Linked DNA regions of Mus musculus: region 2 is linked to region 1. The links are chromatin loops, found by intact Hi-C in ENCODE. Cell type or tissue: left cerebral cortex. All regions are shown on one strand. Each heading gives the region's core, and the rest is flanking DNA. Links, peaks and the distances in the headings are about the cores only. Region 1 overlaps Myo1e (myosin IE). Region 2 holds the start of Fam81a (family with sequence similarity 81, member A).

The links. A loop is a pair of places that touch in the nucleus more often than their neighbours do. Peaks named below come from ENCODE experiments on the same cell type or tissue, not always from the same donor. Only the 100,000 strongest peaks of a DNase experiment are listed, where the experiment ranks them.
Region 2: it touches region 1 in a loop (5-fold over the local background); 1 of 42 quality-filtered maps calls a loop at or near these places.

Annotation. Positions count from the first base shown.
Region 1 is chr9:70,363,450-70,368,823 of GRCm38, reverse strand. It overlaps Myo1e (myosin IE), which reads right to left. Exons shown (of 28, transcript NM_181072.3): 20 at 1,094-1,208; 21 at 1-155. Among named protein-coding and RNA genes, the nearest start is that of Mir5626, 40 kb to the left of the region's middle. In left cerebral cortex, for the core only: no CTCF peak of the experiment used is centred there; DNase peaks (open chromatin) are centred at 1,743, 2,727, 3,856 and 4,348; H3K27ac peaks cover 3,640 bases.
Region 2 is chr9:70,137,950-70,143,323 of GRCm38, reverse strand. Fam81a (family with sequence similarity 81, member A) reads left to right here and starts at 1,767. Exons shown (of 9, transcript NM_029784.2): 1 at 1,767-2,011. In left cerebral cortex, for the core only: no CTCF peak of the experiment used is centred there; DNase peaks (open chromatin) are centred at 2,831, 3,416, 3,833, 4,590 and 4 more places; H3K4me3 peaks cover 3,090 bases; H3K27ac peaks cover 2,746 bases.

The DNA.
Region 1 (5,374 bases), core at 90-5,089:
GTACTTGGTGACTGTGTCAGCAAAGTCAATCTTCTCCCTCTTGCCTACAAACTGCTGCAGTTCCGGGCGCTCCTCCATCCCGATGTAGTCCCCGATGAAGTTTCGGTTGATGCTGTTTCTCCTCCTCTCCTTCTTGTTCAACAGCAGGTCTGAGGCTACGATGTCCAGGAGAGCAGAGAAAGAAGATGGATCAGCAGGGCAGGAAGAAGAGGAGGATGCTCAGAGTGAAGTACACTAAGATTCTACATGATGCGAATTACACACATGCTGTAGGCAGTGTAAGAGACATTTTGTAATCTTATTTAAGCTCAAGCTACCTTATTTTTTGAGAGTGTACTGGCTGGTTTTGTGTGTCAACTTGACACAAGCTGGAGTTATCAGAGAAAGGAGCCTCCCTTGAGAAAATTCCTCTATGAGATTCAGCTGTAAGGCATTTTCTTAATTAGTGATCAAGGGAAGGAGGGCCTACCATGGGTGGTGCCATCCCTGGGCTAGTACTCCTGGGTTCTATAAGAAAGCAAGATGAGCAAGCCAGGGGAAGCAATCCAGTAAGTAACATCCCTCCATGGCCTCTGCATCAGCTCCTGCTTCCTGACCTGCTTGAGTTCCAGTCCTGACTTCCTTTGGTGATGAACAGCAATGTAGAGGTGTAAGCTAAATAAACCCTTTCCTCCCCAACTTGCTTCTTGGTCATGATGTTTCGTGCAGGAATAGAAACCCTGACTAATATGGAGAGGGTCTCACTATGTTGACCAGGCTGGCTTCAGACTCAGAGATCTGTCTGCCTCTGCTTCCTGAGTGCTGAGATGAAGGTGTGTACCAGCACTCCGGGTCCTCACATTGAGTCTCACATTGATTCTCAAGCTTTGTCCACTGGGAGTCAGGGAGGAGGGTCTCCAGGTAGAGATGTTTGCTACTGAGCCTGATGACCCACAGGGTGGAACAGAAGATCTGACTCTTAAAGTTATCCTCTGATTTCTACTGTGAGCTGAGGTACACACACACACACACACACACACACACACACACAAATATACACACATAATAAAAAATTTTAAAATGTTAAATGGGTGAAATAAAGTGATGAAAATACCTTCTTCTCTCATTTGAACATATTTCTTGCGGGCCACGAACTTCCTCCATGTTTTCTGTATCACACGTGCGTAACCATCGTACTTTCTCTCTCTCATCTCTTCTAGAAGAAACAGCTGTGACAGCAGAGAGAACGCATATGAGCCAATCCTTGTGATCTGGTGGACGTCTGGTGGATGTATCAGGTACATCCAGAGCCTTTGGAGGCCAGAACAGGGCACTGGAGCCTCCAAAAGTAGAGTTAAGGATAGTTGTGAGCTACCACGTGGGAACCCAGGTCCTCTGCAGGAACAGCAAGTGCTCTTCACTGCTGAGCCATTTCCCCAGCCACCTGAACATCAACTTTTGTTCTTCCAAGGAGGCTCAGTGCACTAAAGAAACACATAAGAAGCAGCTTCTAATATGAACAAATACTAAAATGATTTCTATGGGATATTTTTTATGAGCAGTACCCACATTTTAGTTATGCTTCTTCCCTTAACAGGAAGGAAAATGGCTGAGTCTAAACACACTAACATGGTCTCCTGCTTCCCTTGCTCAGTCTTGTTGGCTTGTTCCTCTTCCTTGGTCTAAGGAGGAAGCAGGTAGCCAGAGCAAATGAGCGGATGTAGCTTGCTGCGAACAGCCTCAGAATAGAACCTTCCAGTTTCTGCCAGAGCTGAGTTTGAGCTGCTGTGGGAAGAGGGCTGCCCTACTTTTGTGTAGCATGGAAGTCCAGACTTCCTGCCTCAAGCAGTCTCTAAGGAGCGACCAGGGTGCAGGGCAGAAACCACGGCGGCTGCAGCCAGACTGGAGCAGTTAGTCTTGGGCTCTCCGGAGAGCTGGCACAACAAATGCCCACATCAGACTCTGGAGAGCCAGGTCATGCAGACAGCTCATGCTGATGGGTCTCACAGTGAGCTGTGCTTTGGAATCATGAAGACTAACAGAGCTATGGAGTGCCGAGTGTCCATGATAGTCAGAAACACTTTCAGACTGTCCAACTCCTCAGCACATACCTGTGTATTTCAGGATGAGAAGGATGGACCTAGACGGGGCAGGGCTGAATAGAGGACCTTTCTAGGCAGTGACCAGCCCCTTTTCACCAGAACAAAGCTATTTCTAGATCTGCACTTCATCAGCTTGTAAAACTGAGGAAACTCCTCATCCACATCCAAGTAGTGGCTTACGTAGCCATTGAGGGGGGAAAAAGTAAAACAGACCAATACAAGCTCTACAGATAATGTCTAATCACCACGACAATGTTACAGAAAGGGGCCAGAGAGAAGGACAGGTAGTTGAGTGCTTATTGTCTTGCAGAGGGTCTGACTTTGGTGCCCAGAACCCACGTGAGGAAGCTCACAACTGCTTATGGCTCCAGGGACTTCTGGATTTTCTAAGGACCTGCACTCAGGTGCACCTATGTCCACACTGCCATGCATACACATGTGAATAAAAATGAACACAAATAAATCTTTTTAAAAATTTCCAGAAGTAAGCAAGGGAACTTGGTTTGAAGGAAGCTGAGACTGTTGTCTGGGTTCTTCTGTGTCTGTGTTATATAAGAGCCACATTCTTGCCATTCAGTGTCTCCCAGTCACAGCTCTGGATGCATTTGCTTTTCTGGAAACATCCCGAAAAGCAAATGCCAGTAGAGAGGAACACTGAGCCCTACAGCCTGCAGTGTAGTCCCAGCGGGAGTGAGGGACAGATTTCTAGTCCTAAAATGGGGATCACAGCTTAGCAACTGTAAGATGCTTAAAATCTGAGCTTCAAGGCTGCCTGTGGGAGAATGCTTGTTGATATTCCCCATCTTGGTTTGTCCAGTTTCTGACTGGGGCTGGCTTCCCATTTTTCCAGAGCTAATCTGGCAGGATGTATGTAATAAATCTGTGACCAGAAAGAAAGGAGATGACACCAACAGCTCCCAACAGCCAAGAGATTATTTCAAAGTTTAGATGGGTTGTAGGTGTTTCTCTGGTTTTTGCTTTCCTCCCTTTAAAAGACATCAGGGAGGAATGAGAATAAAGAGCAAGAGAAAAACCAAACACATAGTCGCATAGAACAAAACACAAACTCTTTGGTGTCTGATATCTTAAGCCAGTTTTTGAAGAAAAGAGATTATTTGGTGGGTATTGGGCGAACTTGTAAGAGGTGGGGAAAAAAATCACGAAGTAGTCTTGCTCTTTTGAAGATTTATTTTTATCTATGTGTATGTGTCAGTGTGGGTGGGTACCCTGGAGGGCGGAAGAGGACATCAGATCCTCTGCACTTGGAGGTTGTGAGCTCCTGATGTGGGTGCTGGGAACTGAACTTGGTCCCTGGGAGAGCAAGAAGCTCTTGTAACCACTGAGCATCTCTCCAGCTACATAAGGCAGGTTTTACGAAACAAACTCTGGAGACAGTGCTTTCAAGTCAAGGCAAGATGTGGACAGAAGAGGAAGGGGGTGGGAGAAGGAAAGGTGATGGTGTGCACGCATGCACAAGTTCAGAGAAGGAGAAAAGAGAATCAAGAGATGGTCAGCAGGTGTTGGGAGGAAGGCAAGCAGAAGAAGGACCAAAATAAACGTGGGTTTCAGATATAAATGCCAAAGCTCAATCAAATCAGAATAAAAAAATCAGAGAAAACTATTGAGGCCGTTTTAATTATACATGAAGATTTTCTAAGTCAGAAAGTGATCCTTATGAGATGTTGGAGCTCGGTGTTGTCCTGACTAATCACTCCAGCCCGTTTTAGATAGAACAGGAGCTGTTCTGTGGGCTGCCTAATGGCGTATGACACAACATTTTCATTTTATATTTGGAAACGAAATTGCTATGAGACTAGGAATAACTCAGTGTGAAGCAGTGCTACCACCACCTTATAGACGGGTCTACTGGCGGGTGCTGCGCAGTTCTTTAATAATATCCATGGCTTGCCCTGCCATTCAGCTACTACCTCCAATACTTCTGTCTCAGGCTCTTTCTGCAGATGGAACAGGAATCAGGAAGAGAAGATTGCTGTGAGATTTGCCTTCTCTTCTCTTCTCTTCTCTTCTCTTCTCTTCTCTTCTCTTCTCTTCTCTTCTCTTCTCCCCTCCCCTCCCCTCCCCCTCCCCTCTTCTCTTCTCTTCTCTCCCTCCCTTCCTCCCCCCCTCTCTCTTTCTCTCTCCCTGGCTTTCCTGGAACTCTCCTGTAGACCAGGCTGGCCTCAAACTCAGAGCTCTACTGCCTCTGCCTCTTGAGTGCTGGAACTAAAAGCCTGTGCCTCTATTGCCCAGCCAGAATTTGCTTATTTCTTGCAACACTATTTATACCAATGCTATTTCCTCTTGGGCCGATGTGTAAAATTTCCAACTTCACCATCATTTCTCTTTTTTAAAAAAACATAACACTGGGCTGGAGAGATGGCTCAGCGGTTAAGAGCACTGACTGCTCTTCCAAAGGTTCTGAGTTCAATTCCCAGCCAACACATGGTGGCTCACAACCATCTGTAATGAGATCCGAGGCTCTCTACTGGTGTGTCTGAAGACAGCTACAGTGTACTCATATAAATAAAATAAATCTTAAAAAAAAACCCCACAATAACAACAAAAAAATCAACAGGATCTCATGGAGCCCAAGCTGGCCTCAAGTTCACTATATAAGTGAGGCTGACCTTGAAGATCGGATCTTCCTGCCTCTACCACTCAATTATAGGTTTGTGCCACACGCTCATCTTATGTGGTGCTGTAGATGTAACTCAGGGCTGTGTTGGCTAAACCAGTACTCCATCAACTGAGCTACATCCCTTGGCTCTTACACCACTAATCCTTGAAATGGACTTTAGTGATGGTTATAGGAACCTCAACAAATGATGACACCTACAAGGGTTAGTTTTGTCAGCAGGACATGGCGTAGAATCATCTGGGAAGGGAGTCTTCAATGTGGGATTTAGACAAGGTTGTCCCTATAAGCATATCTGGGGTAGGTGTATCTTGATTATCCTAATTGAAGTGGGAAGACGTGCCTGCTATGGGCGTCACCACTCCCTGGCAGGAGATCCTGGACTGTATTAGAGTAGAAAAAGTAAGCTGACCACAGGCATGCATGCACTAAGTCATTGCCCTCTGCTACTGACTGTGGATATGGTGTGACTAGCAGCAGCTTTCAGTTCCTGCTCCCTTGTCTTTCTAGCAATGCTGGACTGTGAACTCAATGAAGCCTTTCTTCCTGAAGCTGCTTTCGTTGGGAGTATTTTATCTCAGCAACAGGAAAGAAAATAAGGTGATGTCAAACTTCAGTTCCAGTAATGTTTCCAACTTAAAAAGCAATGTCCTTACTC
Region 2 (5,374 bases), core at 138-5,137, 230 kb after region 1:
GTTTCATTTGTGCGTGCGTGTGTGTGTGTGTGTGTGTGTGTGTGTGTGTGTGTGTGTGTGTAGGTCAGAGGACAGCCTCAAATATCATTCATTAGGCATGATCCACCTTTTAAAGACAGACTTAGAACTCATCAAGAAGGCAAGGCTGCACGACCTATGAGCCCTGATCTGTCTGCCTGTCTCTGCTTCCTCAGCTCTGGAATTACAAGTGAACACCAAATCCCCATGGCTGGCATGTTTATTTATTTTGTGCATGTGGGGAGCCTGTGTGAGAATATGTGCACGACACGAGTTCTCTCTCTCTCTCTCTCTCTCTCTCTCTCTCTCTCCCTCTTCCCCCCTCTACACACACACACACACACACGCACACGCACACGCACACGCACACACACACACATATATATATGAAATTCAGAGAGGATGAAATTCAGGTCCTCACACTTGCAAGGCAAGCACTTATCTACTGAGCCATCTCCTCGCCCCCTCAAATTTATCTTAAATGGTGGAAATTCTCAGAGAACCTTTCGCCATGGGATTGGATCCCATCCGTATTTACACGCTGTGCACCAAGTGATACAGAAAGAGAAATAAACCATCACACACTAAAGAACACTATTAGGTGAGATCTCCGTGAGACAGGACTTAAGGCCATGCCCTCTGGTCAGCAGTCTTTTTTATACCCGTCTAACTATCTGATCAATATGTGTTAGGCTGCAATGGCCGGGAGGGGAGCAGAGTCCCTGCCTTCTCCATCTTCATCTTCTCCATTTCACCTTAGCAGTCTCTCTCTCTCTTTCTCTCTCTCTCTCTCTCTCTCTCTCTCTCTCTCTCTCTCTCTCTCTGTGTGTGTGTGTGTGTGTGTGTGTGTGTGTGTGTGTGTGTGTGTGTGTGTGTTTTGGGGAGTTATTACTTTACAGGCGAGTTAATTACAGAACACCCAAGACGACACATAAATAACTACAGGATCGAGAATTCCAAGACCAGAGCTTTCCCAAGTGGCTGCACAGCCTGCGTTCTTCCTAGCTTCCTTTGAATTGGGGGCAGAGGAGAGCCGCCAGACAGGAGCACCTACACTGGGTAAGCCCATGCCTCTACGTAAGAGCTATGAACCAGACGCAGTGAGGTGAGCAAAGGTGGGATCCTCCACTCTTCTTAAACCCCACCTTACGGAGAGGAAGCAAAATTGTGAGTGATTCCTGCTGAGGATCCAGCACTGATGGGAAGGAGAGCAAAGCTGGAACTCCCTGGGAGCGAGGCAGAAGGTAGGAAGAGGGCTGGGAGGAGAAACGGGCATTTTCCCAGGGGTCCTGTCTCTTGTGCGCGAGGCTTGGTGATTCCCTCATACACACTTGTCGCCTGGAGGGTTCCATCACCTGTGCAGGTGTGGCGCTGGAAGGAGCTGTTTCCTGGACTGTGGTCTCACCCCTAACTTCTCCCCAGTTTGAGGTGGGAAAAGCAGTTAACTATTTTTGTGGGAACCAGGCTTGGTACATAAGGGATGCTAGGATTCCCGGGAAAATGATTGATGACATAGAGACCTGGAAGGCTGGGCTCTCATTGAAGCATCCTTCCCTACACCTACCTCTGCCTCCAAGTCGACGCGCCCTACGACGGGACTGAGGTTCTTGTAAGCAAGTCCCCGCCCGCTGACTCCCTGCAGCGAACTGGGTGGGGACCCGCGGCGCCGCGGAAAGGCTATTTTGAGTGTGGGAACGCGGTGGGAGGAGGGGCGCCGGCGGGCTGGGCGCGGGCGCGCGGGGAAAGCCTCCAGCTCGGGCTGCCACGGCAACCGCGTCCAGGCAACGCGCCCGGAAGAGGCTCTGGGAGGCGCGCGGCGGCTCGCGCCCTTCCAGGGTGGGGGAGCCGCGAACCCCGGGCCGGGCCGCGCGCGCGCTGATTGGAGCGCGGGCCCGCAGCCGGGTTCGCCCCGCAAAGCCCCGCGCTCGCGGCCACCGCACCCAGAGCGCCGGCGACGACATGGGCAGCCTCGGCGCGCCAGATCCGCGCGCGGGTGAGTCTTCAGAGGTGTCTCCCCTCCCCACATGTCCGGGCATCCTCTAGACTCAAGCGGCGGGTGCTTCCGCAGGGACCGTCGATGTGACCTTGGAGCAACCACTCCATGGATAGGCATGGGATAGTGCTGGGGAGAGGGGGTGAGGGATGAAGCCTCGTGTGCCCCGCGTGACACTCTGGACGCGAGAGGGTTAACTGAATGCTGACGCGCAGGGCTGAAGTTAGGCGCAGAGCGCAAGTGGCATTGCATCTTCGCGGGGGCTGCAAGCTAGCAGACAGAAGAGGCCCCCGAGGGACTGTTTGAGGAGAGCCAAGGGTGTGCAGAGTTTGCCAGGACTAGGGGCAAGTCTATCATTCACAGTTGGAGCTGAGTGACCTTGGGTGGGTTAGCCACATTGCTCCCGCGGATTCTCTGGTTTTCATCCTTTGAAAGGAAGGGCTCTGGTTCTTTCCAGTTGCAGCACAAGGCTGTTTTGCTGGTACTGTGAGCTGAGGAAGGGACCCTCTGGGGATGCAAGACTTAACCATATTTATTCCGCAAGGGGTTTCCAATGAGCTGGCTCCCAAAGTAGCAAGAAATGTTACCATTTTATGGAGGGAACAGTCTGGGGTCCGGAAAGGCTCCTTAAAATGCATAGATTAAAATCCCTTCGGTGCACTTAAGTCCTGAACCCAATCAGGGTCCAAGCTGCCAAATACTTCTTTCCTGTAGTTGATCTGATAGGAAACTTTGTGTCTGAACAGGTAAAATCAAAACCCAGTAGTGGCAGGCAGTGGCAAATTAAGTGAGTCATTTCTTCAATGTGCAGAAGCTGTGTGTGTGTGTGTGTGTGTGTGTGTGTGTGTGTGTGTGTGTGTGTGACATGCGCATGCGTGCACTCAGCTTAAAGTCTGTGTATGCTGTTAAGAGGTTATTTCACAGAAATAATGTTGAACTGGTTTGGATCTACAGAGGGAATCACTTAGAACTAGGGCCAGACATTTGCATTGTTCTTTGGAGATTTGGGGTTAGGGGGCTAGCAAGATGGCTCGGTGGGGGGTGGGGGTGGGGTAAAGGTCTTTGCCATTAAACTTGAGGACCTGGGTTTGATCTCTGGAACCCACATTGTGAAAGGAGAGAATCATCCAACCCCCACAACTTGTTCTCTGACCTCCACACCCACACAAGGCACAGGAGCTAAACGAATAAATGTAATTAAAAAATTAACGAATTAGCTTTCTGAGAGTAAATACGTTCTTTATTAAGAAATGCACATTGTATCTACCTTGGCTTGTGTGTGTGTGTGTGTGTGTGTGTGTGTGTGTGTGTGTAGAGGTGACTTACAGGCTGTGGTATTTTTTCTAATTTTAGCACTGGCTGGAACTAAAAATGACACAGAGGCCATTTTTCATCCATAAACTTCCCTTTCCTCCAAGGGGCCACAACAGGTCCCCATGACTCCCATCACTGGACTGTTGAGATGCCTCTGACGTTGTGTTCCAAGGACACTCTTGATATCCATGGAAATCTGACTCTCTCTGTAAAACTGTGAGCTGGGAAGCCAAGTTTCCAGTTAGTAAGCTTTTGCCAGCTCAGCTACCTGAGGGCTTAGAAATCTTTAATGGTTTACATATTAGAAATCGCATTAGCATACAGATACAAAAGTCCTCATTGCTCAAGAATTCTGCCTGTGAGCCTACAACCCCTTTAAAGACCCACAAGTCCTGGACCTTAGATCCTTCGTTGGCAAAGGACTCATTCTCCTACCCGTGCTGGCTGCTAACCCACCGTGTCTCCTCTCATGTATCCTGCAGCCCACTCCTGTATTTTCATTTCCTGTCTCCGAGCCTGTCTCTCCCCACCCCCCTTCTCCCCTCTGCCAGGGTGTGAGCACAGCCTCCTTCACAACACCTCTTCTGAGAACCAGGATGACCTTGCCCATATTCTTTAGTGCCACCTCCAACGTATTAACTCTTAGAATGTGATACTGTCTTCTCAAGACCCTCATTCCTGTGTTCCTGGTTTGGTACTTGCCAGACCTGGTGGCCCTTCAGAATTGCTCTGCACATTTTGAAAAAGACAGGGTTTATTTAGTCTCTCAAATATCAAGATGGAATCATTAGGGTGTTGTAGGACCTTAAAAATCCAAAAACAAGCAAACAAACAAAACCCTTTCTATAAAACAAGCAAACAAACAAACAAAAAAACAAGGCTTAGGTTAGCAAAATGGCTCAGCAGAGAAAGGCACCTGTCACCAAGATGGACAACCCAAGCCAGAGGTTCAGAATCTGAGCACAGTATAAGAACAGAATGACTCTTCTAAGTGGCAGTGTGTGCTGGGACACACACACAACTTTTTTTTTTTAATTTCTTTTTTGTTTATTTGTTTGTTTGTCTAGAAAAAAAACAGAGGAGGGAGGAGGGGGAGAAAATAGCCTGTCTGGTGACTGTTGCTCACTCAGGCAGGGAAACTACTTCACTTGAGGCTCAGAAAAAGTCATAAACAACGAACTCAGGAGCAGCTGGCTTCATTCTCTGCTCTGCCAGCTTTGCTAGGGATTTTGGGTTTAGGCTGCCGCTCTCCCACTCAATGGACTGGCAGTGCCTCCGCTTTGACCTCTGTGGCTCCGCCTTTGACCCCTCCCCATGGCTCTGCCTTGACCCTTATGGCTCTGCCTGCATTTTCTTTCAACCTCTAAAATTGACCTTTAAGAACCTTCCCACATCACTGAATCTTTCCACCTACTGTGCCTGGCTTTAACCATCACGGAAGACTCCAGCTCTTTCACCCGCGTCATTGTAATGCCTCAGCCCATCTTCAGGGCTCTACATCTCCACATCTCCCATCAGCACATGTGACCTCTGAAAAACACAATGTTTTGTCTTGACAGGTTTTGACATGTTGATTTTCGGGGGGTGGGTGTGGGGGACGGGGAGGTGGGGAGTCAGAGCCTTACTATGTAGACCAGGGTATCCTCATATCCAGAGATCTGATGGCTTCTGCCTCTAGAATGCTTAGCTCAAAGGTGTGAGCCACTGTGTGCAGACTTGGACTTCTTATATTCCAGGCTCTAGTCTCAAAATCACTCTCATCGTGTTTTCTTCTCCTCGCCTGCCAAGTTATCCAGGAGAAAGTCACAAAGACCTTTGGACTGGTTTTGTTCTAAATTGATGCTGGCTCTAATTTCATGAAGGCTGGCTTTCATGTAGAAGAATTGTACTCGTCACTAACTCGCATCCACTTTGCTCTGTGCCATGGCTTTCTATCCCTTAAACGCCAGGTTCCCTTTTAGAAAATGGCCTTTGATGGATAAGATGCTGGGCCTCCACCTCTGTAAATCCAGCTGTGCCCTCCTGCGAGTCTCCAAGTATTCCTTCTCT